2 separate regions of the Homo sapiens genome follow, and region 2 is linked to region 1. Evidence: chromatin loops called from intact Hi-C (ENCODE). Cell type or tissue: Caco-2. All regions are shown on one strand. Each heading gives the region's core, and the rest is flanking DNA. Links, peaks and the distances in the headings are about the cores only.

Evidence for each region. Peaks named below come from ENCODE experiments on the same cell type or tissue, not always from the same donor. Only the 100,000 strongest peaks of a DNase experiment are listed, where the experiment ranks them.
Region 2: it touches region 1 in a loop (2.3-fold over the local background); 7 of 110 quality-filtered maps call a loop at or near these places.

Annotation. Positions count from the first base shown.
Region 1 is chr16:81,189,827-81,206,215 of GRCh38, reverse strand. It overlaps the pseudogene PKD1L2. Among named protein-coding and RNA genes, the nearest start is that of BCO1, 41 kb to the left of the region's middle. In Caco-2, for the core only: no CTCF peak of the experiment used is centred there; a DNase peak (open chromatin) is centred at 7,355.
Region 2 is chr16:81,135,948-81,152,336 of GRCh38, reverse strand. It overlaps the pseudogene PKD1L2. Among named protein-coding and RNA genes, the nearest start is that of GCSH, 48 kb to the right of the region's middle. RefSeq lists enhancers at 12,599-12,893, 14,174-14,791. In Caco-2, for the core only: no CTCF peak of the experiment used is centred there; DNase peaks (open chromatin) are centred at 7,956, 8,286, 9,237 and 10,826.

The DNA of each region.
Region 1 (16,389 bases), core at 4,139-12,138:
GGGCATTAGCTCTAAACAACAATCACTGACATTTTTTTCTCTTTCAAAGGAAATAGATGGTGGCACCTCCTCCACCATTGCCCCACCCAAATAGTCCATCTTCCTTTACATTAAAGATTTGTTGGACCTTGAAACTACCCACCCACCTTTTTTTTGGGGGGGGGGGGGGCGGGTGGAGGATTGGCAGAGTCTTGCTCTGTCACCCAGGCTGGAGTGCAGTGGCATGATCTCGGCTCACCGCAACCTCCATATCCCAGGTTCAAGCGATTCTCCTGCCTCTGTCTCCCGAGTAGCTGGGACTACAGGCATGCTCCACCACGCCCAGCTAATTTTTGTATTTTTAGTAGATAGAGGTGGGGTTTTGCCATGTTGTCCAGGCTGGTCTTGAACTCCTGACCTCAGATGATCTGCCCATCTCGGCTTTTCAAAGTGCTGGGATTACAGGCGTGAGCGATTGTGCCTGGTCACCACCCACCTTTTAAAAATCATTTTTATAAACACTGGGAAATGCCTTTCTGATGCCTTCTTATCAATACTAGCAGCCACAGAACTCAGGTTATGATAGGGAAAATAGCATGAATTTTGATTTTTGAATGTACGGAAGCCACATTTTTTTGTGTAAATATCACTGTGCTTTTCTCTTATGTGTTGGTGCAGCCTCCTTTTTCTTAACTCATCATTAGTCTAAGAGGTGAGATGTTTAAATCAAACCCTTCGTATCCATTGTTGATAAATAATAAGAGCTCCTGGGAAGAATTGCATTGCTTAGGAGTCAGAAGACTTCTCTGTTAGAAGCTCCTTTTTACCTTGCCTTATATTCATTTGCATGGAGGGCCTTTTTTTTTTCTGTGTTTGTCATGGAAAATTTTCCACATTTCTGAAACTGTATTACGGGCCTTACAGAACAATTTGCTTTTGGTGAAATCTGTGTGAATCCAGCGTTGGTTAGCTGAGCGCCACCTTCTGGCAAATCTAGGGATTGACATTGTTCTTCCGTTAATCGGCTGCTTCTGCGCACAGCTGATATTGGGCGTGCAGAGATTTGTCTGAAACTAATAATCCACAAAACAGCAGGAGCCTTAGAGTGACCTAGAGCTAAAGTCCTCTCTCGGGGAACCAGAATTATAAGGCAAGAGCAATGGATCTAGAGAAAAGAGAGTAGCATGGACCTGAAAGCATGTGGCGTATTCAAATAACTGCAAGGACCTCGCCATGCCTGGAGTTCAGGACTCTGTGGAAGAATGAAAGATGCTGAAAAACTCAGCAGGAGCCTGGTCCTGAAGAGCTGTTGATGCTAGCCAGTCTAACGTAGGTGGGGTCTGTCAACTAAAGAAAAATCAAGCTTTTTAAATAATTAAAGTTAGTTTTGTTCAGGACGACAGACTGAGAACTACAGCCTGGGAGGTCTTTCAAAGAGGTTCTGCCAGACTGCTCCAAAACAGTGTTTCAGCTCACAGCTTCTATATGGGTTGTGGAGGTTCAGTCCACGTAAAATCACATCAAAGTTTGGGTGCAAGAGTGCATCTGCCTCTAGATGACTAAAGTATATCTTGTTGGCCGGCTTCGGTGGCTCATGCCTGTAATCCCAGCACTTTGGGAGGCCAAGGTGGGCAGATCGCTTGGGGTCAGGAGCTCAAGACCAGCCCGGTCAACATGGTGAAACTCCATCTCTACTAAAAAAAAAAAAAAAAAAAAAAAAATTAGCTGGACGTGGTGGTGCATGCCTGTATTCCCAGCTACACAGGAGGCTGATGGAGGAGAATCGCTTGAACCTGGCAGGCGAAGGTTTCAGTGAGCGGAGATCCTGCTACTGCTCTCCAGCCTGAGCAACAGAGAAAGACTCTGTCTCAAAAAAAAAAAAAAAAAATCTTGTTGTAGATTGCAGAAGCATAATCACCAGCCATCTCAGATGTTATCTTTTTTTTTTTTTCTTTAAGACGGAGTCTTGCTCTGTCACCCAGGCTGGAGTGCAGTGGCGCGATCTCGGCCCACTGCAAGCTCCTCCTCCCGGGTTCACGCCATTCTCCTGCCTCAGCCTCCCAAGTAGTTGGGACTACAGGCGCCCGCCACCACGCCTGGCTAAATTTTTTTTTTTTGTATTTTTGTAGAGACGGGGTTTCACCGTGTTAGCCAGGATGGTCTCAATCTCCTGACCTCGTGATCCGCCCACCTCGGCCTCCCAAAGTGCTGGGATTACAGGCGTGAGCCACTGCACCCAGCGAGACATTATCTTATATGTAAGAAAAGGACCAGTCATTTATCTTTTTAGGGATATAGTGACTCAGGCTAGAGACGTGGAAGCCGAGCACTCTATTCTGTTTTGTCTTCAAAGTGTTCTGGAGGGCTGCCTGTCACTGCAGTCAGGGGCTTCCTGTGATTATGCTGGCTAACAGAAATGAGCACACCTATCTCCTTGAGTTTGCTACTTTGTCTCACAGGAACCAGGAAACAGACTCTGTTGTGGAGCATGGGAAGGGAGTAGTAAGATGGGGCAAGAGGAGAGTTGAACTGGGATGCAGGGGCCACAGAGACCCTGACGATCCTGCAGAAACCTCTGAGCAGAGATGGCCCTCAGAGTTGCTTCCAGTTGAGGCCAGAGAGCCAGACCATTATACCCCGGCACTGAGCACTCGTGGGGTGCAGATGTCCATGGGAGGGGAGGTAGGTTTGAGCGAGGCAGCTCCCTTTGGCTAAAAGGGACTCCTGGACATGGATTCAGCTGTAAGCCCTCAGCCACAGCTCACAGGTGTACTGGGGGAATGCATGCTCAGGCTTGAAGGGTGGAATCTGGGGGATTCCCTGTAGCACCCACTACAGAGGATAATAGGAGGGTTTTCAGGCCAGGAACGACATAGTCTAAGTTGTTACTATTATTGCTAGTGTTACTAGTACTCGCTGGATTTTTTTTTTTTTTTTTTTTTTTTTTTTTTTTTTTGAGACAGGCTCTTACTCTGTCGCCCAGCCTGTAATGCAGTGGTGCGATCTCAGCTCACTGCAACCTCCGCCTTCTGGGTTCAAGCGATCCTCCTGCCTCAGCCTCCCTAGTACCTGGGATTACAGGTGTGCACCACCACGCCCAGCTAACTTTTGTGTTTTTAGTAGAGATGGGGTTTCGCCACGTTGGCCAGGCTGGTCTCTGTCTCCTGACCTCAAGCGATCTGCCCGCCTCGGCCTCCCGAAGTGCTGGGATTACAGGCATAAGCCACCAAGGCTGGCCAGCCATACACTTTTAAACAACCAGATCTTGTGAAAACCCACTCACTACCAAGAGAACAGCATCAGGGCGATGGTGCCAAGCCACTCGCGAGAAAACGCCCCTATGAGCCAATCACCTTCCACCAGGCCCCACCTCCAACATTGGGGATTATAATTCAACATGAGATTTGGGCAGGAGCGCAGATCCAAACCCTGTCAGTGCATGTGTAAATGCGTGTCTTTGTGTTTCCCCAACACTGGTCATGTCCCTGACTGTGGCCGGCAATGTGTCCAGCAATGTGACCCACCAGTTCACATCTCCTGGGGAATTCACCGTGTTTGCTGAATGCACAACCAGTGAGTGGCATGTGACAGCTCAGAGGCAGGTGACCGTGCGAGACAAGATGGAGACGCTCAGTGTGACTGCATGCTCCGGCCTGTCCCAGTCAGGAGCCGGCCCTCTCTGCCAGGCTGTCTTTGGGGATCCTCTGTGGATTCAGGTGGAGCTTGATGGAGGTGAGTCTGCAGAATTGGGCACATCAAGGCAAGCTATAAAATCACTGATTTCCTCCAAATCTATCCAACTCCCAGACCTTAATAAATAGTGGGCTGGGTGCAGTGGCTTGAGCCTGCAATTCCAACACTTTGGGAGGCTGAGGCGGGCGCATCGCTTGAGCCCAGAAGTTCGGGACAAGCCTGGGCAACAGGGTGAGACCCCATTTGTACAAAAAGTACAAAAATTAGTCAGGTATGGTTGCACATGCCTGTAGTTGCAGCTACTTGGGTGGCTGAGGTGGGAGTATGGCTTGAACCCGGGAGGTCGAGGCTGTAGTGAGCTGAGATCATGCTACTGCATGCCAGCCAGGACAACAGAGTGAGACCCTGTTTCAAAAAAAAGTAAATAAATAGTAACAAGGATCACCTACTGAGTTCTTTTTTTTTGAGATGGAGTTTTGCTCTGGTTGCCCAGGTGGAGTGCAACGGCACAATCTCAGCTCACTGCAACCTATACCGCCTGGGTTCAAGTGATTCCCCTGCCTCAGCCTCCCAAGTAGCTGGGATTACAAGCATGCACCACCACACCTGGCTAATTTTTTGTATTTAGTAGAGACAGGGTTTCACCATGTTGGTCAGGCTGGTCTCAAACTCCTGACCTCAGATGATCCACCTAGCTTGGCCTCCCAAGGTGCTGGGATTATAGGTGTGAGCCACCACACCTGACCGAGTTCATTTTTAAACTATCATTTATTCATTTATTTAGCACCTAGTGTGTGCCAGGCACTGTTCTAAGTGCTTTGCATAAACTTGTCTACTCATTACATAGTAGTATTATCTTCATGTTACAGATGAAGAAATGAAGACACAGAAAGGTTAAAACATTTGCCCAGAGTCAGAAGGCTAGTAAGGTAGTGAGTGCTCCTAGCCTTCCAAAGGCCCTTCTTTGCATCCCTGTAGAACCGAACTTCCGAGTCACTTCCTTTTGGGAATTTAACTAGGATGAGGTGGCACTGGGACTGCTACCAACTGGGCCTGAGCCCATCTCAGTACAGCCAGCATCGACTAGCTTGGCACAATCAAGTTGCCCCTGGCCAAGGCCAGTATTCAGCTGCACCCACTGGTATAGCCATGCCAACTGTTATGGCTGAGGTCCATTCTCATTGGTCACAGGGTGTTTTCTGATTGGTCACAGAGACTGCTCTGATTGATTGTCATGTCCATTCTGATCGGTCACAGTGTCTTTTCTTTTTTTTTGAGACAGAGTCTTGCTCTGTCATCCAGGCTGGAGTGCAGTGGTGCGATCTCAGCTCACTGCAACTTCCACCACCCGGGTTCCAGTGATTCTCGTGCTTCAGCCTCCTGGGTAGCTGGGACTACAGGTGCGTGCCACCATGCCAGGTTAATTTTTTATTTTTTTCTATTTTAGTAGGGATGGGATTTCGCCATGTTGGCCAGGCTGGTCTTGAACTCCTGACATCAGGTAACCTGCCCACCTCGGCCTCCCAAAATGTTGGGATTACAGGCATGAGCCACTGTGCCTGCCCACAGTGTGTTTTCCTTTTTTTTTTTTTTTTTTTTTGAGATGGAGTCTCGCTGTGTCCCAGGATGGAGTGCAATGGCATGATCTTAGCTCAGTGCAACCTCCGCCTCCTGGATTCAAGCGATTCTCCTGCCTCAGCCTCCCAAGTAGCTGGGATTACAGGCGCCCACCACCACACCCAGCTAATTTTTGTATTTTTAGTAGAGACAGGGTTTCACCATATTGGCCAGGCTGGTCTTGAACTCCTGACCTCATGATCCACCCGCCTCGGACTCCCAAAGTGCTGGGATTACAGGCATGAGCCACCGCGCCCAGCCTGTGTTTTCTAATCGGTCACAGAGACTGCTCTGATTGGTTGTCATGTCTATTTTGATGGGTCAGGGTGTCCATTCTGATTGGTCACAGCATCTATTCTGATTGGTCATGGCATCTATTTGTTGGTCGCAGTGTCTATTCTGATTTATCAGAGCATCCATTCTAATTGGTTGGCGCCCATGCTGTGCTGGTTGTTAAATATTTTAAATTATCATCCTTTCTCTCAATAGAGACTCTCCTGGCTAAGACTCATCCTCACCCAGGGCAGCGTTTTTCCTGAAGCCCAGGACCAGTTTGAGATTAGAATAGAGGCCTGTTGATGTAAACAGGGCAGCAGAGAGCTAGTGCAATGAGCAGGTGGCTCGGTTTGACCTCACATCCCACCTGGAGCCCTCTCATAGCAATAGCTGTGGAAGTCATAATGGGGCTTTAACACAGCCCTCAGGAAACCCCTTCTGTTCTTGCATGTTTGTTGGATGAAGAGGGCTCATATGTTCCCCTGAGGAAACAAAATAATCCTTCATTTATTTACTCATCCTACTAATATAATTGAGTGCCTACTACTCTGCCGGGTGTGGGCGAGGCAGCAGTAAATATGAAAGTCAGGGTTCCCATTCTCATGGGGCTTATATCGTAGTTATCATCATCATCACCCAGATGAGAACTACGCTAGCTTGGTTTTTATTGGAAGGAATCCTAATTTGTTGATTTAAGTCAGATTTTAAGAGTCAACCGCAATATTTATCATCCAGTAAGAACAACCATCTGCAACCTGCAAGGGAGCCCCCATCTTCCCGTGAACGGGCTGAGTTCTCATGTTGGTTTGCAGGGTTCTGGGCGGTCACCAGTGTAGGATGAAGGAATGGCTTTACTTGCTCCTGCTTAAAACAAGACCCAAAGCTAATTCTCATGCATAAAAATCAGCCCCCACCCTTAAGAAATGCTCCCTTTTAGTCCTCCTCCTCCTCCCCCGACCAGGACATCCCTGGCAACTAAATGTGGTAATTTTTTAATTACAAATATTTAGGTTCTCGGGTAAGACATGTATAGTATAAATAAGTTAGAATATGCAAATGAACAGAGCGGACCCCCAGATGACAAAATCACGGCCGGGAGCGGTGGCTTACGCCTGTCACCCCAGCACTTTGGGAGGCTGAGGCGGGCAAATCCAAGGTCAGGAGTTCAAGACCATCCTGGCTAACACGGTGAAACCCTGTCTCTACTAAAAATACAAAAAATTAGCTGGGTGTGGTAGCAGGCGCCTGTAATCCCAGCTACTCCAGAGGCCGAGGCAGGAGAATCACTTGAACCGGGGAGGCAGAGGTTGCAGTGAGCTGAGATCGCACCACTGCACTCCAGCCTGGGCGACAGCGCCAGACCCTGTCTCAAAAGAAAGACGAAATCAGTCATTAACCTAATACTCAGGGATAACCACCATTAATATTTGAGAAGGGGGCATATCCTTACATATTTCTTTATGTCTGCATCTGTATCCAAGTTTGTATCCAGAATCAGGCTTCAGAGACTGACTCTGAGCTGCCATAGTATTATCAACCGCATGGTTGTTACCAACATTCTTTAATTTTTCTTACCCCACTTAGGAACAGGAGTGACTTACACTGTGCTTTTGGGTGACATAACCCTGGCCGAGTCCACCACCCAAAAGGGCTCGCTACCGTACAATCTGATCCTGGACAGAGAAACCCAGAAACTGATGGGCCCTGGGAGGCACCGCCTGGAGATCCAAGCCACCGGCAACACCACCACCTCTACAATCTCCAGAAACATTACAGTCCACTTGGTGGAGCTGCTGTCAGGGCTGCAGGCCTCCTGGGCTTCTGACCATTTGGAGCTTGGACAGGACCTATTGATCACCATCTCATTGGCTCAGGGCACCCCGGAAGAGCTGACCTTTGAGGTGGCTGGACTCAATGCAACCTTCTCCCACGAGCAAGTGAGCTTTGGAGAGCCATTTGGGATTTGCCGCCTGGCTGTTCCGGTTGAAGGTACATGGGGTTAGTGGCTCCCCTTCTGATGCCCCTCCTCTTCCCTTTGTGACTTGGTGCCCAGGGTCCTGCCGGCCAGTTTTCCAGTGTGTCCGGGACATAGATTTGGTTCACAGCATCCTGCCTGGGTCATAAGATAAGGAACAGCCAGATGTAATCTGCCATCGTTGAGTTATCAGCTCTCCACTTCGGCACTTCTGACATTCGGAGCTGGATCATTCCTCGTTACAGTTGGGGGCTGGTACTGAAGGAGTTTTAGCAGCATCTCTGGCTTTTATTCACCAGATGCTAGTAACACCAGCACCCCAAGTCATGATGACAAAAATGTCAGACATTGCCAAATGTCCCCTGGGGGGCAAAATCACCCCCATTTAGGGCCCCTGTAAGAGACCAGGCATATTCAGATTTCTTCAAACATCTCTAGAGAAGAGTGTGGTTTGGGGAACTGCAGGTGATGCCCTAGCGGGAAAGAGGTAAAAACCAAGAATGGCAGAGATGGGGATGGAGAGAGGAAGTGTTGCCGACCATGGGGTCTTAGGCTCTGATGTACTCAAACTTTCCTGGACGAGGCTTTTGTTAGAGGCTTATGTTCAAACATAAAGAAGGCAGCACTGGAGTGGAGGTTCAGGGGCTGACTCCCCAAAAAGTCCAGAAGGCGTTCTTTTTTTTTTTTTTTTTTTTTTAGAGATGGAGTCTTGCTCTGTCTTCCAGGCTGGAGTGCAGTCAGTGGCGTGATCTTGACTCACTGCAACCTTTGCCTCCTGGGTTCAAGCAATTCTCGTGCCTCAGCCTCCCAAGCAGCTGGGATTACAGACATGCGCCACCACGCACGGAGAATTTTTTTGGTATTTTTAGTAGAGAGGGGTTTCACCATGTTGGCCAGGCTGCTCTTGAACTCCCAACCTCAGGTGATCCACCCACCTTGGCCTCCCGAAGTGCTGGCATTACAGGCGTGAGCCCTCGTGCCCGGCCTGTCTTTTTTTTTTTTTTTTTGAGATGGAGTCCCACTCTGTCACCCAGGCTGGAGTGCAGTGGCGTGATCTCAGCTCACTGCAACCTTCACCTCCCTGGTTCAAGAGATTCTCCTGCCTCAGCCTCCTGAGTCACTGAGACTACAGGCATGTACCACCATGCCTGACTATTTTATTTTTAGTGGAAACGGGGTTTAACCATGTTGGCCAGGCTGGTCTTGAACTCCTGACCTCATATGATCTGCCCACCTCGACCTCCCAAAGTGCTGGGTTTATAAGCATGAGCCACCACTCCCGGCATTCTGAAAGGAGGTAGGATGGGAAAAGGGCGATGTTTAAGCATGTGGAGGTGGGGAATGTTCAGCGCCTGTGCAGTCTGGTCACATGCTTCTTGATGTGTGGTATGTCTCATTAGCATGTTAAAGCTCCACCCTCGGGCATGATTTTTAGTATTATAATGAGGCAAAGGGTAAAGATGGTCATTTTTCTGGTCTTCTGTGTGTGCGGGCTATAGGGTTAACTCCCTTGAGTAAGATTTAAGGTGGGAGCTGTTTGTTTTCGTTTCCTCAAGGTCTGCACTCAGTGGGCATGGCACCTTGAGCAAGATTTGTGGTGCAACGTCTGGATGATCTGACTGGGGTCTGTGCCTGCCATGGGCCACCCTCCCCAACCAGCTTGTAGTAGAGTCCTCGATGAGGCAGGGCAGGGGTCCAAGTCCCATCTCTGGTCTATCTCAGAAGTATTTGCAATGATGCTGACGGGAGGACAGACTGGCAGGCACCAGCCAGGGGAGGTGGCCACAGCGCCCATTTGCATTTAATCTGTAAGGAACAGAGAGTTCTTGAGGGCCCGGATGAGATCAGCAGGCAGAAATGTGATGAGAATGGCAGAGTCTCCAGCCCATCCAGGACCTGCCCGTAGCTCCCCCTGGATCTCAGAAGTGTGTTAGAAAACGGGTGATACTGTGCAGGTGTGGGGTTACCATGCCCTCTGCAAGCAACTCCACAAACCAGATAGCAGAAGGGACAATAGGTTTGAGAAGAAAACCATCCGGGCTTTGCCAGATACCAAGGGTCCAGCTTGGAAGAGGGAAAGTCTAGAGGCTGCTGCAGCTGGAAAATCACACCACGCGTGGGTTATAAGCCAGATGCAGGTTTTGCTTTGTCACCTATAAAAATTACTCCTGCCATGAAAGTCGCTGCTATAAAGGTCACTCCACAGGGGAAGATGATCCCTCTCTGATAAAATATCCATGTGCTTTGTGACTTTTGCTCACTATTAGATGATTAACAGACTGTTCCTGCCCCTAAGGCCAACAGATTTGGATGACTCCAGGGGTGGCGGGAGTGGAAGGATGGAAAGGGAACGGGACAGGGCAGGGACATTTGCACTTGGTGGTGCTGGCCGAGTCCTAGCTGGCCTGGCTCTTGAGGGCTAGCAGATGTTTCAAGCTGCCTCTTTCTTGTAGGAGCTTCTCTGGGTTCTTGGGGCCCCCAGCTGGGCCTTATAGGCCTTTGTTCCTGGGGTGGTGGGGGATGCCTCCCCTTTAGCTGGTCACACGCCCTGGCTGCTTCTCCCTGGCCACCTCCCCTCTCTGTTGGACTCTCCTCATTCTCCCTCCCCTCGTCAGCATCCGTCTCCCCAAGGCACACATCTGGTCCACAGAACATTCTGACCCATGTCTTGGCCGACTCCCAGCCAAATGCAATTATTTCCCAGACGCAGAAATGGAGCCCCTTCCTCCCGTCCCCTTCCCACCCGCACGTCTTCCCGTCACAGACTGTTCCTTCAAGGGCATGAGTATGAAGCCTGTCCATGCGGACCCCAAACAGACACATACCGGGCTTTCCAAGGAAGGCTCCTCTCTCAAGCATTTCTCTCTGGGCTTGAGAACACAGAAGGTAGCCCCTACCCATAGCCCCTTCCCCATGAGGGAGAAGGGATGGGACACACATGTATCTAAATAAATCTTACAAATCCTTCTCCAAGCCTGGCCAACACGGTGAAACCCTGTCTCTACTAAAAATACAAAAATTAGCCTGGCGTGGTGACATGAGCCTGTAATCTCAGGTACTCGGGAGGCTGAAGCAGGAGAATTGCTTGAGCCTGGGAGGTGGAGGTTGTGGTGAGCTGAGATCGTGCCACTGCACTCTAGTTTGGATGACAGAGTAAGATCCTGTCTCAAAAATAAAATAAAGTAAAGTAAAATAAAATAAAATATCCTTTTCCACTGTCTCCACGCTTCTGACAATCCTGCTATGTGTCTCCCTCTTGGGAATCTGCAGTCTTATCTATCGAGAACCTACTTCTCCTTTGGAATTTAGCTCCAGCCCTGGCTCTATCCTGTGAACCATTTCTTTCTCTCCTGAGGTTGAAGCGGGCCCACCCAATGCCCACTGTGCCCCATGCCGATTCCTCCCGTGGTTTGGCGTTCACTGTCCTATGTGTCTACTACATGATAAGGCCCTTGAGGACAAGAACCAAGCTCCTTCATCTCTGTGTCCCCAGAGCCTTGCACCATGCCTGACATACAGCAGGGATTCATTAAATGCTCAGAGGTGAAAGATTTCGTTGGAGGCATCGGTGGACTAGAGAAGCAAGCTGGGAGAGTTTTCTTGGTCAAGTTCATGACAATGGCTGTGACTCTGGGTCCTTTGTATTGCAGGCACCTTTCTGGTCACCATGCTGGTGAGGAATGCCTTCTCCAACCTGAGTTTGGAAATCGGGAACATCACTATCACAGGCAAGGTGTTTCTGCAAGGGAGCATAAAACCTTTTACCAAGAGTCCAGAGCATTGCACCTGCTTGGGCTCCAGTGAGGGGCCTTTCCAAACACGGCTCTGAATATGTATCTTGTTCTACAGATGGTTAGAATTCTCCAGTTATTCTAAGGAGGCAATGATGTTTACAGTAAAACATTTCACCACTGACACAGAATTCTTTTTTTTTTTTTTTTTTTTTTTTTTGAGATGGAGTCTCACTCTGTCACCCAGGCTGGAGTGCAGTGGCATGATCTCGGCTCACTGCAAGCTCTGCCTCCTGGGTTTACACCATTCTCCTGCCTCAGCCTCCTGAGTTGCTGGGACTACAGGTGCCCACTACTACGCCTAGCTAATTTTTTTGTATTTTTAGTAGAGACCGGGTTTCACCATGTTAGCCAGGATGGTCTCGATCTCCTGACCTCATGATCCGCCCGTCTCAGCCTCCCAAAGTGCTGGGATTACAGGCGTGAACCACCGCACCCGGCCAACCACTGACACAGAATTCTAAAACAAGAGTTTGCGTTCATTATGATGCTTTAAGCTGCAAGTAACAGAAGGTCCAACCTAAGTAGCTTCAGATTCAGGGCTTTCTTGACTCACATAAGAAGTTAGGAGGTAAGCACTTCCAGGGTTGGTTCGGTGGCTCAGTGATGCCAGCGAGAAACCAGGCTCAGTCTATCTTTCTCGTCTGCCATCCTTAGAGCTTTGGTGCTGCCTTAGGCTTGTTGCTCAAGGAATCAAAGTGACTGCTGCAGTTCCGGATATTACATGTCAACGCAGCGTACCAGCAGCGGGAGCAGGGGTTTCCTCCTGTGCACCTCTTTTTATTAGGGGAAAAATCTTTCCCACTCACTCTAAGCAATCATCACCTCAGATACCATGACCAAAGTAGGGTCAGGTCCGCTGCTATAAAGTGCACTGGAAAAGCAGATACCCAGCATTTTCAGTTTCTGTGGGAGAAGGTGGATTCTGGCTGCCAGGAGGAAGGCTGGGGTAATGGCTGTTGGGGAACTAGCTGAGAGTAGCCATCACAGAGGTAGGGTTCACTTGAATGTGTTTGCTAGGACAATTCAAGTAGCAAGGGACAGAAACGAAGGTGAAACTGGCTTGGGTCAAAAGGAAATTTTATCAGCTCAGAAAATGAAAAGCCAGCTGGGCACCGTGGCTCATGCCTACAATCCCAGCATTTTGGGAGGCCGAGGTGGTGGATCACTTGAGGTCAGGAGTTTGAGACCAGCCTGGCCAACATGGCGAAAGCCTGTCTCTACTAAAAATACAATAATTAGCTGGGCGTGGTGGCACACACCTGTAGTCCCAGCTACTGGGGAGGCTGAGGCCAGGAGAATTGCTTGAATCTGGGAGGCAGAGGTTGCATTTAGCCAAGATCATGCCACTGCACTCCAGCCTGGGTGACAAAGTGAGATGGTGTCCCCACCCCCCGACCAAAAAAAAAAAAGAAAAAAGAAAATGAAAATGAAAAGCCCAGGGAGTAGACCTGTTCTTAAACACAGCTGGATGAGTCGCTCAGACAGTGTCTTCAGAAACCTGCCTCTTTCCTCCTCTGGTTCTGTGTTGACTTCTTTTGGATTCTCTCTTCCCAGCAGTAGCAAGATGACCCCAGGCTTTGATCTTTAACCCCAGAGGAGAAAGAGTACGTCTTGATGGATATTTCTAGTAGAAGTCCTGAGGCTGCCTCTTGCTGGCTGAAGCTCAGTTCATGGTTTCTCCTGGACCAGCTGCTGAGACCAGGGGAAGCAGCAGTCAGTTTGGCAGGTCAGGGTCTCACGCCCACGCTGGAGTACAATGTAGGGTCAGCTTCACCCAAACCAAGGCCTGAGAGTTGGGGAGGGATGGTTCTTAGGGAAAATATCACCCGTAGATGCTGCTACCAAGGGAGGGGATCATAGATGCCTGGAAATTCGACAGCCAGATGTGGGATTTGAGACCCAGAAAGTTTAATTGACTTTGCAGAAGTCACATGGCTGATTCATGCAGGATCAAAGGCAGCAAATGTTTCTCCTAATTTTTTCATTCAGGGTGATTGGACTGCCTTCCTTCTTAAGGTTAAGAAAGTCCCCTTTCTCTGGCATCTTAGCCTTGATTTGTACAGTTTTACATGCCTTTGGAATTATAGTTGTGTGAATGAGAATTCACTGGGAGAGAATTTTTTAAAGATCAGTGGTACTCAGACCTTAATATATCCAGGGCCTTAGTGAATCACATGAAATAACTCTAAGTTCCTACTTTAAGCACTACACTTTAATTAGATATTAATCATTAATATTTCAATATTTTCAGTAGGCCAGGCACAGTGGCTCACGCCTGTGATCCCAGCACTTTGGGAGGTCGAAGCGGGTGGATCACTGGAGGTCAGAGGTTCGAGACCAGCCTGGCCAACATGGTGAAACCCTGTCTCTACTAAAAATACAAAAATTAGCTGGGTGTGGTGGTGCACACCTATAACCCCAGCCACTTAGCAGGCTGAGGCAGGAGAATTGCTTGAACCCGGGAGGGGCAGATTGCAGTGAACCGAGATCACGCCACTGCACTACAGGCTGGGCAACAGAGCTAGACTCCATCTCAAAAATATATATATTTTCAGAGACATCAATTGATTGTATCTTTTTCCATTGTTTAAACTTGAAAAACTAGCGTTCTTTGTTTCTTTCTTTCTTTCTTTTTTTTTTTTTTTTTTTGAGACAGGATCTTGCTCTGATGCCCAGGCTGGAGTGCAGTGGAGCCATCTTGGCTCACTGCAAGCTCCGCCTCCCAGGTTCAAGCGATCCTCCTGCCTCAGCCTCCCGAGTAGCTGGGACTACAGGCGCCCGCCACCAAGCCCAGCTAATTTTTTTGTATTTTTAGTAGAGATGGGGTTTCACTGTGTTAGCCAGGATGACATTCTTTCTAGATGTATAGTTTACAAAGCAATTCTATAAACAGCACCACATTCAGTCTTCCTGGAGCCCTGAGAAATGGGGATGGACTCCAGGTATTTTTACAAATGAGGAAACCAAGACTCAGAGAGGATAACTCACCTGCCCGGTTCACATAGCCAATGGGAGGCCAGTAAGAGGATCTGACAACAGGGTAGTGTGTGGTGCCGACTCCACCCACTTGCCAGAGGTGAGCGTGCCCATCTCTCCTCACTCTATATTCAGTAGCATCAGGCTTATAGATTGGTGGGAACATTTATACCATGGAAATTGACAAACCCTACAAATCAGGGCTTCTCACTCCCACCTCCTTTACTGGTAGTTAAACATTAGCAGTGCAGGCTGGGTGCAGTGGCTCATGCCTCTAATCCCTACACTTTGGGAGGTTGAGATGGGCGGATCACCTGAGGTCAAGAGTTTAAGACCAGCCTGGCCAACATGGTGAAACGCCGTCTCTACTAAAAATACAAAAAATTATCTGGGTTGGCCGGGCGCGGTGGCTCACGCCTGTAATCCCAGCACTTTGGGAGGCCGAGGCGGGTGGATCATGAGGTCAGGAGATCGAGACCATCCTGGCTAACAAGGTGAAACCCCGTCTCTACTAAAAATACAAAAAAAAAATTAGCCGGGCGCGGTGGCGGGCGCCTGTAGTCCCAGCTACTCGGGAGGCTGAGGCAGGAGAATGGCGTGAACCCGGGAGGCGGAGCTTGCAGTGAGCCGAGATTGCGCCACTGCAGTCCGCAGTCCCGCCTGGGCGACAGAGCGAGACTCCGTCTCAAAAAAAAAAAAAAAAAAAAATTATCTGGGTGTGGTGGTGGGTGCCTGTAATCCCGGCTACTCAGGAGGCTGAGGCAGGAGAAGCACTTGAACCAGGAGACAGAGGTTGCATTGAGCCAAGATTGCCCCACTGCACTCCAGCCTGAGAGACAGAGCAAGACTGTGTCTCAAAAAACAAAAACAACAAACAAAACAAAACAAAAACACACATTAGCAGTGCATAGCTGCATCTGTCTGACTCTAAATCTTGTGTTTTATCTGCACTGGCAGCTGCCTCTTTCTCAACTACCAAAGGGGTGTCTTTAGTCCAGTGGTGGACAAGATGACTCACTTTTAATCCATTTCCCTAGGACCTGAATGTTTGCTATGTTCCCTTAAACCATTTTCAAAGACAGGCTGACGCCCCTGGTGGCATTTTCCACATGACTCTCTGACTCTATATTTTGACAGCCTTTTATAAGGTTTCCAACCAAAGCTTGATACCCGTTCCCACTGTGTTCACAGCCCCTTCCGGTCTCCAAGAACCATCTGGGATGAATGCTGAAGGAAAGAGTGTGAGTATTGTCTTTAAAAAACGTTTAACCTCACAAGGAAAAGATGTCCAAGCACTCTGTTTTAGTTTTGAGTTTTGGTTTTTTGGTACCAATACCCAGAGCACTAGGAATCCCTGAGGCTTCTTCCATTTGAGAAGAGGCCCAAAATGACTGAATTCAAACAAAGCAAGTTGTCTAATCACAACAGAGTTATGTTGTAAATCTATAATGAGCTATCTAGGATATGTAGATATCTGTTAGATATCTTGGCAATTAAACAGCACACTTGTAAAAAAATCAATAGGTCAAGAAGAAATCACAAGGGAAATTAGAAAAAATTTCTAACTACATGATAATGACAATACAACCTATGCACATTTGTGGAATGCAGCTAAAGCAGTGCTCAGAGAGAAATTTATCGCTTTTAATGCTTATATTAGAAAGCAGGAAGAAAAGAAAACAGACCAAGCTCTTCAGTTTTTATAACAAGACTGAGTTCAGCTCCTTGCTGTTGACGTTGTTCGTGCGTGCACTTATTCTACAACAAAGACTTACTGTGCATCTACAACATTCAAGGCTTGGTATCAGGGGCTGGGAATGCAATAGTGAATAAGCACATATGGTCTCCGCCTTCAGGAAGCTTACTGAGTGATACTAACGAACATATCGGCCCGGTACAGTGGCTCACGCCTGTAATCCCAGCACTTTGGGAGGCCAAGGTGGGAGGATCACTTGAGCCCAGGAGTTCAAGCAAGAAAGTGAGACCCTCATCTCAAAAAAAAAAAAACAAAATTAAAAATTAGCCAGGCATTAAGGTACATGCCTATGGTCCCAGCTACTTGGGAGGCTGAAGTGGGAG
Region 2 (16,389 bases), core at 4,153-12,152, 54 kb after region 1:
GATTCTGTCTAAAATTTAAAAAAAGAAAGAAAGAAACGCAAGAGAGGACCATGTTCTGCGTACCCCAGCCTGCACCTGCCTGAACATGCACACTTTACACAATTTGGCTTTACTTGCTCATGCCTGGACGCTGGCCCTGAGCTTGGTGCCATGTGTACAGGTTAATGGTCTCCGAATGCATCCTTTTGCAGCATCTTTGTGGAAACATGGCAGCTTCCCAGAGTTGGCTCTCTACAGTAGCTGACCTCCTTATGTGACGCGAATTTTAATTAAGGCACCAAGAACAAAGAAAAATATGGTTTCTTTTTCTGAGGAGCTCTTGTTCTTTGGGTTCATGTTTGCAAAACTGTTACCTTGGTGATGTCCAGTGAAGTCTCCTCCCCTGCTCCACCTTATCCTCAAAACTCTGGGTCCCTTCTCCAGGTATGTGAGCCGGGTGCTGGTCTATGACCTGGTGATGGACCGGAAGTGGTATTTCCTGTGCAACTCCTGGCTATCCATCAATGTTGGAGATTGCGTCCTCGATAAGGTGTTTCCTGTGGCCACGGAGCAGGACAGAAAACAATTCAGGTACTTTATTTTTGTTTTCTTTATTTTTAAGATAAGGTCTTGTTCCGCCACCCAGGCTGGAGTGCAGTGGCACGATCACAGCTCACTGCAACCTCTACCCCCCTGGGTCAAGCAATCCTCTCACCTCAGCCTCTTGAGCAGCTGGGACTGCAGGCATGCACCACGATGCCTCACTTTCTTTTTCTTTTTTTTTTTTTTTTTTAAGTAGAGACGAATCTTTGCTATGTTGCCTAGGATGGTCTCGACCTTCTCAAGAGATCCTCCTACCTCAGCCTCCTGAGTAGCTGAAACTGTAGACATACACCACCATGCCCAACTGTTTTTGTAGAGATGGGGTTTCACCATATTGCCCAGACTGGTCTCAAACTCCTGGGCTCAAGGGATCCTCCGTATCAGCCTCCCAAAGTTTTGGGGTTACAGGTGTGAGCCACTGTGCTTGGCCATGCCTGGGATTTTTTTTTTTTTTTTTTTTTTTGAACAGAGTCTCTGTCACCCAGGTTGGAGTATGGTGGCACGATATTGGCTCACTGTGACCTCTGCCTCCTGAGTTCAAGCAATTCTCCTGCTTCAGCCACTCAAGTAGCTGAGATTACAGGTGCATGCCACCATGCCTGGCTAATTTTTGTACTTTTATTAGAGACGGGGTTTCACCACATTGGCCAGGCTGGTCTTGAACTCCTGACCACAAGCAACCCTCTCTCCTTGCCCTGCTAAAGTCGTGGGATTACAGGAATGAGCCACTGCACTCCGTCATGCCTGGGATTTTTAACCACTGTACTCCAATGATCTAACTGTAACAAAACTAATAGTATTTTAGCTATATTATTATATTAAAATTACAGCAAAAATAACAATGCTGACACTGATTGAATATTGACCTATATGCCAGCTACTGCCCCAAATGCTTTACAGAATCATCACTTTTATTCCTTTCAACAATCCAGTGAGGTAGGTTCTGTTATTATTACTTGCCCCAATTTACAGACAAGTCATCTAAGGTACAAAGAACAAAGTAACGTGCCCGAGGTCACACAGCTGGGAAGAGGGCCGTCTGTAATTCTAATCTGACTTCCAGAGCCTTCATTGTTAACTCTAAGTGATGCTGCTAAGATGCTGTGTTTCTTCTATTAAAAAAAAAAAAAAAAATTGGGGGGGGAGCCGGGGACGGTGGCTCATGCCTGTAATACCAGCACTTTGGGAGGCTCAGGCGGGTGGATCAAGGGGTCAAGAAATCGAGACCATCCTGGCCAACATGGTGATACCCCGTCTTTACTAAAAATACAAAAAAAAAAAATAGCTCACACCTGTAGTCCCAGATACTTGGGAGGCTGAGGCAGGAGAATCACTTGAACCCCAGAGGCAGAGGTTGCAGTAAGCCAAGATCATGCCACTGCACTCCTGCCTGGCAAGAGCAAGACTCCATCCGAAAAAAAAATGTGGCTAGGCGCGGTGGCTCACACCTGTAATCCCAGCGCTTTGGGAGGCCAAGGCGGCCAGATCACTTGAGATCAGGAGTGTGAAACCAGCCTGGCCAATGTGGTGAAACCATGTCTCTACTAAAAATACAAAAAATTAGCCAGGCGTGGTTGTGGGCACCTGTAATCCCAGCTACCTGGGAGTTTGAGGCAGGAGAGTTGCTTGAATCTGGGAGGCAGAGGTTGCAGTGAGCCGAGATCGTGCCATTGCACTCCAGCCTGGGTGACAGAGCAAGACACAAGACATTATCTGAAAAAAAAAAAAAAAAAAAGTGTGAACAATCTTAGAAACAAATCTCTGCCGCTCTTCCTGCTTCTCATCCCAAGAACGACCCACAGAGACCAGTTTCCCCCATTCCTGTCTCCCTAAATGCCTGTCCCTCTCTCCCTGCCTGCCTGCAGCCACCTGTTTTTCATGAAGACTTCCGCGGGCTTCCAGGATGGACACATCTGGTATTCGATCTTCAGCCGCTGCGCTCGCAGCAGCTTCACCCGCGTCCAGAGGGTGTCCTGCTGCTTCTCCCTGCTGCTGTGCACCATGCTGACCAGCATCATGTTCTGGGGGGTCCCCAAGGACCCAGCTGAGCAAAAGATGGACTTGGGTAATTCCCAGTGTCATGGAGGTCAGGGTTAGTGGCTGGTGGACCTGAGCCTTCACTGCTCCAGCAATGCCACTGCCATTCCAGAGTCCCCAAGACCGCCCTCCAGTTCAGTGATCCACTAGCAGGACTTACAGAACCCATTGTACTCATAGTTATGGTTTACTGCAGTGAAAGGATACAGCTGGCACGGTGGCTCACGCCTGTAATCCCAGCACTCTGGGAGGCGAAGGCAGGTGGATCACCTGAGGTCAGGAATTTGAGACAAGCCTGGCTAACATGGTGAAAACCCATCTCTACTAAAAATACAAAATTAGCCGGGTGTGGTGGTGCACACCTGTAGTTCCAGCTATTCAGGAGGCTGAGGCAGGAAAATCACTTAAACCCAGGAGGCGGAGATTGCAGTGAGCTGAGATCTCACCATTGCACTCCAGCCTGGGTAAAAAAATGCAAAATTCCATCTCAAAAAAAAAAAAAATAAACAAACAAACCAAAAGAACAAAAAACACAGAAAGGATACAGATTAAAACCAGCAAAGGGAAGAGACACATGGAGCAGGGGCCAGAAGAGACCAGGCACATAGCTTCCAGCATCCTCTCCCAGTGGAGTCGTGGATGGTGCTGACTTCTCCTGAGGATGTGTGACAGTGCACATGGAGTATTGCCAACCAGGGGGACTCACTCCAGCCTTGCAATTCACAATTTTTTTTTTTTTTGAGACAGAGTTTTGCTCTTGTCATCCAAACTGAAATGCAGTGGTATGATCTCGGCTTAATGCAACCTCTGCTTCCCGGATTCAAGCAATTCTCCTGCCTCAGCCTCCCGAGTAGCTGGAATTACAGGCACCCACCACTATGCCCAGCTAATTTTTGTATTTTTAGTAGAGAAGGGGTTTCACCATGTTGGCCAGGCTGGCCTCCAACTCCTGACCTCAGGTAATCCACCCACCTTGACCTTCCAAAGTGCTGGGATTACAGGCATGAGCCACCATGCCCAGCCACTATTCAGAGCTTTTACTGGGGCTCCAACATATAGGCATGGCTGACACCCACTTGGCTGCCCTTCGCCTCCAGCCCCTCTAGAGGTCAAGCTGACATCATATGGTCTAGGCCCCCACCTAAATCTCATCATTAGCACAGACCATCCGGTGTGACCCAAGACCCTAGGGAAACAAAGACATTCTTAGCAGTTGGGAACTTCCAAGGGCTGAGCGGTGACCTCCCAGGCGTTGGGCAGGGTTAACCCTTCACTGCACAGCCAGCTTCCACAAGGGGCAGAAGGGACTGGGCTCCGGGCGGTGGCCTCTCCCTTTGATCCCTTCCTTCCCTTTCCCCAGGTAAAATTGAATTCACCTGGCAGGAGGTGATGATTGGCCTGGAGAGCTCCATCCTCATGTTCCCCATCAACCTCCTGATTGTTCAGATCTTTCAGAACACCCGTCCCCGGGTCGCGAAGGAGCAGAACACTGGAAAATGGGACCGGGGGTCCCCCAACCTGACTCCCTCCCCACAGCCCATGGAGGACGGCCTTCTGACACCTGAGGCAGTGACCAAGGCAGGTCCTCAACCTCAGCTAGCCTGGGGGGTGCTGTAGCCTCAGCAGAAGTGGGGGTGAGGCCTGGGGCTTGAGACCCAGCAGCCCTGTGTTGCCTGGCAACGTGAGGTGCCAAAATTCATCAACTGAAGACACACATACACATGCAACATGCATGCACCCATGCATCTGTACACACATGCACACACAAACACACAGGTGCACATATGCATACATGCACACACATACACAGAGAGACACACAGACATGTACATACACATGCACATGTGCACACACGCATACACCCACATACTTTTTGAGTATCTACTGTGTGCAAAGAATTATGCCTTCATGGTAGACTCCCAGGCTGGAAGCCCATGGACGAGACTCCCCGCTCTGCGTTGATGCATTCAGTAAGCTTTCATTGAGCACCTACTGTGTGCCACGCTTTGAGGAGTACAGCCTGGAATGAGTTCAAACCCTAGAAGAGGGATTCAAGAGCTGACAAATGGAAGCTCAGGGAGGTCACTATCACATCTCAGTGGGCAGAGCAGGGGTCCCTACACAGGTTGCCAGGCCCAGGGCGTGTGCTCTTGACCCCTGTGCTGCACCCCTCACCTTGGCTTATGGCCCCTTTCCCCACCAGGATGTGTCAAGAATCGTCAGCTCCCTCTTCAAAGCTCTCAAGGTGCCATCCCCCGCCTTGGGCTGGGACTCAGTGAACTTGATGGACATCAACAGTCTCCTCGCCTTGGTGGAAGATGTCATTTATCCACAGAACACATCAGGGCAGGTGTTCTGGGAGGAAGCCAAAAAGAGAGAGGACCCTGTAACACTCACTTTGGGGTCATCAGAAATGAAAGGTAAGCCCTGGACATGTCTGTGCCAAGAGAAGCCGCATTTTGGGGCCGGGTGGAGACACAGCAAAGGGGTACATCAGCATCACTAGGGGAACAAGAGGTCTCCCTCACCAGCCTCTGCTTGAACCACCGGCCATCCCCTCCCTCTGTATACCTCAGGCACCTACTGTCCCTACAATGCCAAGCTGCCTTCCCACTAACAGCCTTCACACAGGCTGGTCCTTTAGTCTAGAATGTTCTTTCTCCTCTCTTCGCCAGGCCAATACCTACTGAAATTTTAGTTTTGGCTTAAGCATTCCTTCTTCAGGGGAGCAACCCAAGCCTCTAACCTACACTAGGGCCTCTGACCACGCGCTCTTTAGCTCCCTAAGTTTTTTTTTTTTTTTTTTTTTTTTTTGAGATGGAGTCTCGCTGTGTCGCCCAGGCTGGAGTGCAATGGCACAATGTCAGCTCACTGCAAGCTCTGCCTCCCAGGTTCATGCCATTCTCCTGCCTCAGCCTCCCGAATAGCTGGGACTACAGGCACCTGCCACCACGCCCGGCTAATTTTTTGTATTTTTAGTAGAGACGGGGTTTCACCGTGTTAGCCAGGATGGTCTCAATCTCCTGACCTCGTGATCCATCTGCCTTGGCCTCCCAAAGTGCTGGGATTACAGGCGTGAGCCACTGTGCCCGGCCAACTCCCTAAGCTTCTTGCATTCAACCTGTTTGTGGCCAACTAATGAATCAGGTGAAAATTGTTTAAAGCTTGCGCCATCCTTCCTGGAATGTAAACTCCGTGAGGTGGGAGCCGTCCATCTGTCTTTTGTCTCATCTCCACTAGGAAGAACCATGTCTGGGTCCTGGCTCTGCCACTAGCCGGCTGTGTGACCGTGGACAGGTGACCTCCATTCTCAATGCCTCGGTGCCTTCTTCTGTAGAGTGCTGGGGTGCAAAGCTGAACTCGATCCGTGCCTGAATATGTGGGGCAGGAAGCAAGATCACAGTCAGGGCAGCAAAAACCATTAAGGAACATGGAATTGCAGACTGGAAAAGTTATTCCTTTCTCTATTCGTTTTCAATCCTCCTAATTAAGCAAATGGCTGGGAGCACTGGCTCACGCCTCTAATCCCAGCACTTTAAGAGGCTGAGGCGGGAGGATTGCTTGAGGCCAGGAGTTCGAGACCGGCGTTGGCAACATAGGGAGACCCTGTCTGTACAAAGAGTTTAAAACTTAACCAGGTGTTAGCCAAGCACGGTGGCTCATGCCTGTATTCCCAGCACTTTGGGAGACCAAGGTGGGCAGATCACTTGAGGTCAGGAGTTCGAGACCAGCCTGACCAACATGGTGAAACCTCATCTCTACTAAAAATACAAAAATTAGCTGGGCGTGGTGGTGCACATCTGTAATCCCAGTTACTTGGGAGGCTGAGGCAGGAGAATCACTTGAACCCGGGAGGTGGAGGTTGCAGTGAGCCAAGATCACACCACTGCACTCCAGCCTGGGCAACAGAGCAAGACTCCTTCTCAATGGGCACCTGTAGTCCCAGCTATTTGGAAGGCTGAGGTGGGAGGATCCCTTGAGTCTTTTTTTTGAGTTTGAGGTTACAGCAAACTGGTTTGAGGTTACAGGTGCCACTGCACCCCAGCTTGGGTGACAGAGCAAGACCCTAGCTCTAAAAAAAAGGGAGAAAGTCTCAGTTTGGTGCGACTATGTCTTTAATGCCTCTCTAACACTCCTTAATCTGTTTGACAGAGATAAAAGATCTCAAATTCAGAGGTTTTTCCAACAATATCCAGCTAGAACCCAGTAACATTGTTTTCTTTTCATTAAACAAATGTATATATGGCATATTATTCCGGTTTCAACTAGTCTCCTGGTTCCCTTCATGCCCCTTTCCTGTCCATCTTCCCATTTAGAGCGGTGCCATCCAATAGAACTTTCTACAGTGACAGAAATGTTCTGTGGAACATGGTGGATAGTTATGTGGGTTTAGAATGCTACCATTTTTAATACACAAGGGTGGCCACTATCTAAACCTTGTTTAGAACACGAAAGTATGGTTTATAGAATAAGCAATTTGAATTCATAATTCTTGGCCCCACCCCTGATAGAGTTACTTGCCCCTGTAGTCCCAGCTACTCAAGAGGCTGAGGCAGAGAATCGCTTAAACCTGGGAGGTGTAGTCAGCAGTGAGCTGAGATCACATCACTGCACCCCAGCCTGGGTGACAGAGCAAGACTCCATCTCAAAAAAAAAGAAAAAAAAAAGAATTTGCCCCAGAGAGCTGGGTTTGGGCTGCTTATGGAGGTCATCCCTGCTTCCACTAGATCCTTGACTTTGAGTTTGGGAGTTTTAGCATTCACAGCTGGACACACTGGACCTTAAGAACATGAACTCTGGAGTCGGCCAGAACCTTGGGATCTCCCAGCTGCAGTAGCAGCGGTGCAACTTTAAACAAGTTGCTCAACCTCTCTGAGACTTCATTTCTTCCCTTAGAAAATAGAGGTGTTGGCTGGGCGTGGTGGCTCACGCTTGTAATCCCAACACTTTGGGAGGCCGAGGTGGGCAGATCACCTGGGGTCAGGAGTTCAAGACCAGCCTGGTCAACATGACAAAACCCCATCTCTACTAAAAATAAAAAAATTAGCTGCATGTGGTGGCACACGCCTGTAGTCCTAGCTACTCGGGAGGCTGAGGCAGGAGAATCACTTGAACCTGGGAGGTGAGGCAAGAGAATCACTTGAACCTGGGAGGTGGAGGTTGCAGTGATCTGAGATTGCACCACTGCACTCCAACCTGGGTGACAGAGCAAGACTCCTGTCTCAAAAAAAAAAAAAAAAAAAGGGGGTGTGTTAAAAATTAGCTGGGCGTGGTGGCACATACCTGTAATTCTAGCTACTTGAGAGGCTGAGATAGGAGGACTGCCTGAGCCTGGGAGGCAGAGGTTGCGGTGAGCCAAGGTTGCACCACTGCATTCCAGCCTGGTTGACAGGGTGAGACCGTGTCTCAAAGTAAAAAAAATATAAAATAGGGGTATTGATCCACCTAGCTCGTTGGCTTATTGTGAGGGCTGAATAAGATTGTAAGACATGTAAAGTATTTAGATCCCAGCCTGACACAAAGCAGGTATACAGTAAGTGGTGTTATGATTGGCAGTGATGTTATCTTTCAGAAACATTAGCAGAAGCCCTGCAAAATAAAGTGTTGACTTGGAATCTTCAGCTGAGGCTTCAGTGAGGGAGCCCAGTCAGGAGGGTGAGGGAGGAGGCTGTGAGTCAGAGGAAGGTAGGAGTTGACCTCACCATAGCCATTTACCCAACACCCTAACCTTATCTGAGTCAGGGCTGGAGATGCATATACCTGGCTGTAACCAAAATGCAGATATAGTTGCTTGCCATTTGCAGAGTCCAGTTAATCAGAGTGAGATCTGGTATTTAAAAAGTGACTCTTGACCGGGAGCGGTGGCTCACGCCTGTAATCCCAGCACTTTGGGAGTCCAAGGCGGGCGGATCACGAGGTCAGGCGATCGAGACCATCCTGACTAACACGGTGAATCCCCGTCTCTACTAAAAATACAAAAAATTACCCCGGTGTGGTGGCGGGTGCCTGTAGACCCAGCTACTAGGGAGGCTGTGCCAGGAGAATGGCGTGAACCTGGGAGGCGGAGGTTGCAGTGAGCCGAGATCGCACCACTGCACTCCAGCCTGGGCGACAGAGTGAGACTCTGTCTCAAAAAAAAAAAAAAAGTGACTTTTTTATCTGGGCATGGTGGCATGTGCCTGTAGCCCCAGCTACTTGGGAAGCTGAGGTGGGAAGATCACTTGAGCCCGGGAGGCAGAAGTTGCAGTGAGCCAAGATCACGCCACTGCACTCCAGCCTGTGGGACAGAGTTAGACCCTGTCTCAAAAAGAGATAGAGGTCGGTGGGTGGAGAGAGAAAGAGAAGTAACTTTTTATTCCAAAGCTAGCTTAGGGGAAGAAGTACAGGCTTCCTGACTTAAGGATATCACTACACCTCTGAGGCAGAAAGCAGGGATTTTAAAAGGAGACTTGGCATGAATGGCGGGGAGGAGAGGAAGCAAGCCAGTGGGGGTCGGCGTAACGCACTTCAGTGAATTAGAATTATCTACCAGGAGGTCCAGCTTGCACCTTCCTGGGCAGGGCTAGCCTGTACAAGTGGCTGAAACTCTCAACATGAGAGACAGTTTCGTCGGAGGCGTTCTTTGGGTTGCAGATGGACTGCTGTCTCTCAAGGCAACCTCCAGGTGGGATAGTGCTCTGCCTTGGAGATGCTAAGCACAGTTAGAAAAGCTTGTCCTGTAGGTGAAGGGAAGATACAAGATTATAACTGCATTTCTTCTTTTTTTTTTTTTTTTTTGAGACGGAGTCTCGCTGCGTCATTTTGATCATTTTGACGCTGTGTCGCTGTGTGGCTTCATCTCATCATTTGCTCTAATTTTATATGTTTGAGATGTTTCATAATTTTTAAAAAAGCTAAAAACACAAGATTAAGGATTACACTGTATTGGCCGGGCGTGCTGGCTCATGCCTGTGATCCCAGCACTTTGGGAGACTGAGGCTGGCCGATCCCCTGAGGTCAGGAGTTCAAGACCAGCCTGGCCAACATGGTAAAAATCCGTCTCTACTAAAAATACAAAAAAAAAAAATTAGCTGGGCATGGTGGCGGGTGCCTGTAATCCCGGTTACTCAGGAGGCTGAGGCAGGAGAATCACTGGAACCTGGGAGGCGGAGGTTGCAGTGAGCTGAGATTGCGCCACTGCACTCCAGCCTGGGCGACAAGAGCAAAACTCCGTCTCAACAACAACAACAAAAAAAACAAAAAAACAAAGGGACAGGATTACACTATATTTGGCACTAGACAAAAAAGGGTTCAAATTCAAGTCTTACCATATTAAAGTATTTGCTTTAAAATACTCTGGGCCCAGGGGGTGGGGGAGTCGGGGGGTGAGGGCGGGCACTGTGGCTCACGCCTGTAATCCCAGCACTTTGGGAGGCCGGGGCGGGCGGATCACCTGAGGTCAGGAGTTTAGAACCAACCTGGCCAACATGGTGAAACCCCATCTCTCTACTAAAAATACAAAAACTAGCTGGGCGTGGTGGCGTGCGCCTGTAGTCCCAGCTACTCAGGAGGCTGAGGCAAGAGAACTGCTTCTAGAACCCAGGAAGTGGAGGTTGCAGTGAGCTGAGATAACACCACTGCACTCCAGCTGGGGAGACAGAGTGAGACTTCACTGCAAAAAAAAAAAAAAAAAAAGCTCCAGGAGAAGAAAAGAGATGAGACAAGACTGGCCAAATGTTGGTCATTGTTGTAGCTGGAGTGATGAGTATGGGATTCTCCTCTGTTCTCTTGATGTGTAGGGAAATTTGAAGAATGACTCTGATAAAAATCTAAAAGAGAAACATCGAATCCTAACTGGCTGTGTGACCCTAAAACCTTACTCCGTCTCTTTGAACCTCAGATTTCTCAGGGCTTGGCACATAGCAAGCATTTCATACTCAGAAGCTGGTACTATTACTGTTGTGTTTTGTGGGGGGAGGTTTGTTTGTTTTGTTTGGAGACAGGATCTGGCTTTGTTGCCCTGGCTGGAGTGAAGTGGCGCCATCATAGCTCACTGCAGCCTCGCCCTCCTGGGCTCCAGCGATCCTCCTGCCTCAGTCTCCCGAGTAGCTGGGACCACCTGCGCATGCCGCCCCACCTGGCTGTTGTTTGTATTGCAGCTGGTTTGCTCTGTGACTCAGCACAAGCTGATCGCTTTCTTCTTTGTCCTCCAGAGAAATCACAGTGTCCCAAGCCCAAGGCGGCACGGAGTGGCCCCTGGAAGGACAGCGCCTACAGGCAGTGTCTGTACCTTCAGCTGGAACACGTGGAGCAAGAGCTGCGGCTGGTGGGGCCCCGAGGCTTCTCCCAGCCCCACAGCCATGCCCAGGCCCTCAGGCAGCTGCAGACCCTGAAGGGCGGCCTGGGGGTACAGCCGGGCACCTGGGCCCCTGCACATGCCAGGTAATCCACTTCCCTGGGGGCTGAGTGGGTGCCTGCCTGCCCCAGCCTGGGGCCGTCTGGAAAGGGCATTCTGAACAATCTTGGAAGGATGTCCACCCAGACCTTGCCAGGCAGAAACAATGCAGGATTCCTGCACACATTCAGGGAGGCCGGGTTTGAACAGGTCTGTTTGCTGGAAGGCACTCAGGGCCCTTTGTACCGCATGCTACAGTCACAACGGTGTTCCTGTGGGCTGTTTCCCATCTGTGCACTTCACTCTTGGACCGGCTCCTCAACTTCTCAGGCTTAGTTTCCTGATCTTTAAAATGGGAATGATGACGCCTATCTCTTGATTCAAACTTAAAACAAAATGCATTTTTTAAGATAACCAGTGAACTTTGAATACAGACAGGTTACTAGGTGACATTTAAAAATTACTGTTAATTTAGCTGTGTGAAAACAGCATCGTAATTCAGTAAGAAAATTGCCTTTTTTTTTTTTTTTGAGACAGAGTCTTGCTCTGTCACCCAGGATGGAATGCAATGGCGTGATCTCGGCTCACTGCAACCTCTGCCTCCTGGGTTCAAGTGAGTCTCCTGCCTCAGCCTCCCCGAATAGCTGAGATTACAGGTGCCCACCACCACGCCCAGCTAAATTTTGTATTTGTGGTAGAGATGGGCTTTCACCACGTTGGCCAGGCTGGTCTCGAACTCCTGACCTCAAGTGATCCACCTGCCTCAGCCTCCCAAAGTGCTGGGATTACAGGCGTGAGCCACCACGCCTGGCAAAAATGGCCACTTTTGAGATGCATTCTGAAGTGACTAGGAATTATTTTGTATTATGTCTGGAATTTATGTTGAAATTTTCCAGCCAAAAACAAAAACAAAACAGGGCTGAGGGGCAGATGAAATAAGTGTGACAAGGGGTGATAGTGGTTGCCAGCTAATAAACACCTGGGTATTCACTGTGCTCACTAATTTTTGTATGATGAGAATTTTCTTTCTTTTTTTTGAGACAGAGTCTTGCTCTTGTTGCCCAGGCTGGAGCGCAATGGCACGATCTCGGCTCACTGCAACCTCCACCTCCCGGGTTCAACCAATTCTCCTGCCTCAGCCTCCCGAGTAGCTGGGATTACAGGTGCCCGCCACCACGCCCGGCTAATTTTTGTATTTTTAGTAAAGACGGGGTTTCGCCATGTTGGCCAGGCTGGTCTCGAAATCCTGACCTTGTGGTCCGCCCTCCTTGGCCTCCCAAAGTACTGGGATTACAAGCATGAACCACTGCACCCGGGGGGAGAAAACTTAAAACAAGATTCTATGGTATCTGCCTTCTAGGCTTGCCCTGAGCAATAACAGAGCAAATCTGTGTGTAGCATTTAGTGCGGGGACTTGCCCCTACTAAGCACTGAGTAAATGTAACTGCTTTTACTCCACAGACTATGGCATAGACCTTTGAGATAGGTATAGATTACAGAGAAGGAAACAGAGGATCTGAGAGGTCCAGGAGCTTGGCCAAGGTCATGCTGATCAGAGTAGAGTGGGGTTTGACCTTGAGATTGCCTGGGGGTGTGGCCACCCTAACTATGTCTGTCCACCTCCTTTGCAGCGCTCTTCAGGTGAGCAAACCCCCTCAAGGCCTGCCCTGGTGGTGCATCCTGGTGGGCTGGCTCCTGGTAGCGGCCACCAGTGGCGTGGCGGCCTTCTTCACCATGCTCTACGGCCTGCACTACGGGAGGGCCAGCTCCCTCAGGTGGCTCATCTCCATGGCTGTCTCCTTCGTGGAGAGCATGTTCGTCACCCAGCCCCTGAAGGTCAGGACCCTGCCTCAGGCACCCGCCCTCCTCCCCTCCACCCATCCCTTCCCTACTGCCAGCAGTCTAGTCCCTGGGCTTTTATTCCTTTATTTATATATTCAACAAATGAACCTGGAGCACCCCCTCTGGGCAGGCCCAAGGCAGGAAAAATAGCCCTATCATATTACCCGAGGTTACCCTTGCCCTAGGGTATACATATATATGTATAAATAATACCCTATTTCCTCAATGTTAACATCCATTTGATCTTGAGACAAGACAACAATTTATGTAGCTAGTTATTCATTTTTTTTTTTTTTCTGAGTCTGCTTGCAAGGGAAAAGACAGCAATTTAAAGGAATTTTCCCTTTGGAAAAAACACCAAGTCATTATATGTGTGCCTGAGTTAGAAGCTACACTCCTATTTCTGAGATGTAAAATTACGCAAAAGAACTTGTTAGAGTTGAAGAAATTCTGGCTCGGCATGGTGGCTCAATGCCAGTAATCCTAGTATTTTGGGAGGTTGAGGTGGTAGGATCGCTTGAGTCCAGGAGTTTGAGGCTGCAGTGAGTTGTGATTGCGCCACTGAACTCCAGCCTGGGCGACAGAGCAAGACCCTGCCTCAAAAAAAAAAAAAAAAAAAAAATCCTTGGTCAGGCAGCTCCCATGAGACCAGCTCCTGGTGATCTGTTAGCCTGGGATGGTGGAAAGAAAAAAAGAAAGAAAGAAAGAAATCCTAAATCCAGGTGTAGAGCAGAGGAGGCAAGGGGCACAGTTTCCCTTGGAAGGAGTCGGGCAGTGGGCAATCCCTGGGGAACCCCTAAGGGGAAGAGATACTGGATTGGGGTGTAGGGGAAGCCACCGAAAGGAGGAGATATTTAAAGCAAATCTTGGTTGGGCGCGGTGGCTCACGCCTGTAATCCCAGTACTTTGGGAGGCTGAGGTATGTGGATCACTTGAGGTCAGGAGTTCAAGACCAGCCTAACCAACATGGAGAAACCCTGTCTCTACTAAAAATACAAAGTTAGCCAGGTGTGGTGGTGCATGCCTGTAATCGCAGCTAATCCCAGCTACTCAGGAGGCTGACGCAGGAGAATCACTTGAACCCGGGAGGCAGAGGTTGCAGTGAGCCGAGATTGCGCCATTGCACTCCAGCCTGGGCAATAAGAGCAAAACTCCATCTCAAAAAAAAAAAAAAAGAGAAAAAGATTACAAAATTAGTCGAGCGTGGTGGTGGGTGCCCATAATCCCAGCTACTAGGGAGGCTAAGGCAGGAGAATCACTTAAACCCAGAAGGCGGAGGTTGCAGTGAGCCTAGATCATGCCATTGCATTCCAGCTGGGGCAATAGAGCAAGACTCCATCTCAAAAAAAACAAAGCTCATCTTTACACCTATGGGACTTTGCCAAATCCCCTCTCGTCCCCCATTCTTCCCTGAACAGCCTTTACCATAAGACTCAAAAAGCATCCGACACCTCCCTTCAACACTAGGCTCGCAGGATACTAAGAACAGGGCTGCGTCTTGAGCCTTTCTGTTCCCCAAGTGAACCACAGGATCCTCCTGTGTTTGTGTGGAGCAGGCGCAGAGATCACGTGGCTGAGGCCTTGCAGCTGAGACCCTGCACCTGAGCGCATTACTTAATACTGGAGGAAAGGGAAGGAGCAGGGTGGGGCAGGATCCCTGTGCTGAAAGCCCTGGGGGAGAGCAATTCTCCTTGCGGAGAGATCAGAGACCCCTCAGACAGGTGAGCGGTAGTAGGTGGGAAGGCTCAGGGGAGTTCTAGGACTGGCCAGTCCCCCATCTGGTCTGCGAGCCAAGGCCTTGCGGTCCAGCTTCATGACCACCTCCCATCTCTGCAGAAGGGAGCTGCATTCCCCCAAAACACAGGGCCCTCCCCAACATACAAACGTGGCCCCAAGCCCCACGTGCTCGCAGATGAGGGGTTGAGAGTTACCAGAGTGGGTTCGAGGACCTCCCTGGGTATTTTTCAGGTGCTGGGATTCGCTGCTTTCTTTGCACTGGTCTTGAAGAGAGTGGACGATGAGGAGGATACTGTGGCCCCGCTGCCAGGACATCTGTTGGGCCCAGGTAATGTGCCTCGGTGGCTGGAGGCAGGGTCTGGCCAGCTGCGGCCCTGATGAGGCTCAGTGAGCCCTGCAGAGTGCAGCCTGTTGGGGGTCCTGGGCCTTGGGCCAGCTCCCCAGACCTTTGTTCCTCATCAGCTTTTCACCCCCAGTTTGTGAGCCATCCCCAAAAGAGCCAGGAAAAAAGTGACTCCATTGTCTCCTGAGTATCTGTGTTTGTTCGTTCCCTGGCATTTCTCCATGACACCCAAGTATGACCTGCCAGCTAGAAGAGTTGCCTCAGGGACGAAGCTGTCCACATGGGCGGTCCTTCTCTGTGTAATTCCAAGCAAGCAGCTTTCTTCTCCGAGACTCAGGGCCCTGGGCTTTAGAACAGAAACTAAAACAAGAATCGGTTTACAGGAGGCTGCAAAAAGTGGCCGCAAATTAGAATTTTAGGACAAAGCTCTGCAAACTACAGCTGGGGGGCCACATGTCTCCTGCTGCCTGTTTTTGTAAATAGAGGTTTGTTGAAATACGGCCACACTCACCCCTGCTCTAGGAGGCCACTGGCCAGTCCCCATCCTCCCAGCCTGACTTCTCACTTCCCAACCAAAATTCCCAAGGGTGGTGACAGTAATGACAAAACAAACATGCAAATAAAACTGAATCAACGTGGAATCATTGAGGCAATGGTCTTGCCTTTCAGGGAAAATAAAATAGAAACAAACAAACCAAATGCCATGCACGTGCCTCACAGTGCAATGTGGCTACCTCTTCAGGGCCTGTATTCTTCCATTCCAGGACAGCGTTTTAGATTTGCAGATCTGAGAGGTCCATTAAAATCTTCTCAATTCTCCACAGAGATGCTAGGCTCCAGACCATTAAATATTCATTCAGTCACCCCTTTGGCAAGTCCTCAGGGAGCACTGGCTGCGGGCCAGGCCTTGTGATGGCTTGGGAATATAATTTACATAAAATTCACCCATTGTAAGTGCACAATTTGTTGATTTCAGTAAATGTATAGGGTTATGTAACCATCACTGCAATTCACATTTAGAAGAGCTTCGTCAGCCCAAAAGGTTCTTTGTTGCCCATGTAAAGTCAATCCCCACTTCCAACCCCAGTCCCTGCCAACACAGCACAGGTTGCTGCCTTTGGAATGAACAGCCCATTTGGGGAGATGGCATCAACCAGGTAAATGCACAAGTAGACATATAAGTGTGAATTATGGTAAGAAATAGGGTTGGGGAAGATCAAGAGAGGGCAGGCCTCTCTGCTGCGGTGGTGCCTAACCTCTCTGCTGAGAACGGGGGAAGGGAAGGACTGCACACTCAGCACCTGCAAAGGCCGCGAGGTGGGACAGTGGTGTCGTTTTATTGCAGCCATTTTATAGCAACCATTGACAGTGTGTCTGGAGCATGTTGAGTTGGGGGTGGGGGAGAATGGTTAGAGATAAGGGTAGAGGGGGTGGGCAGCAGGTTGTCAGGGTCTTATAGGAGCTGGGGCAAGGC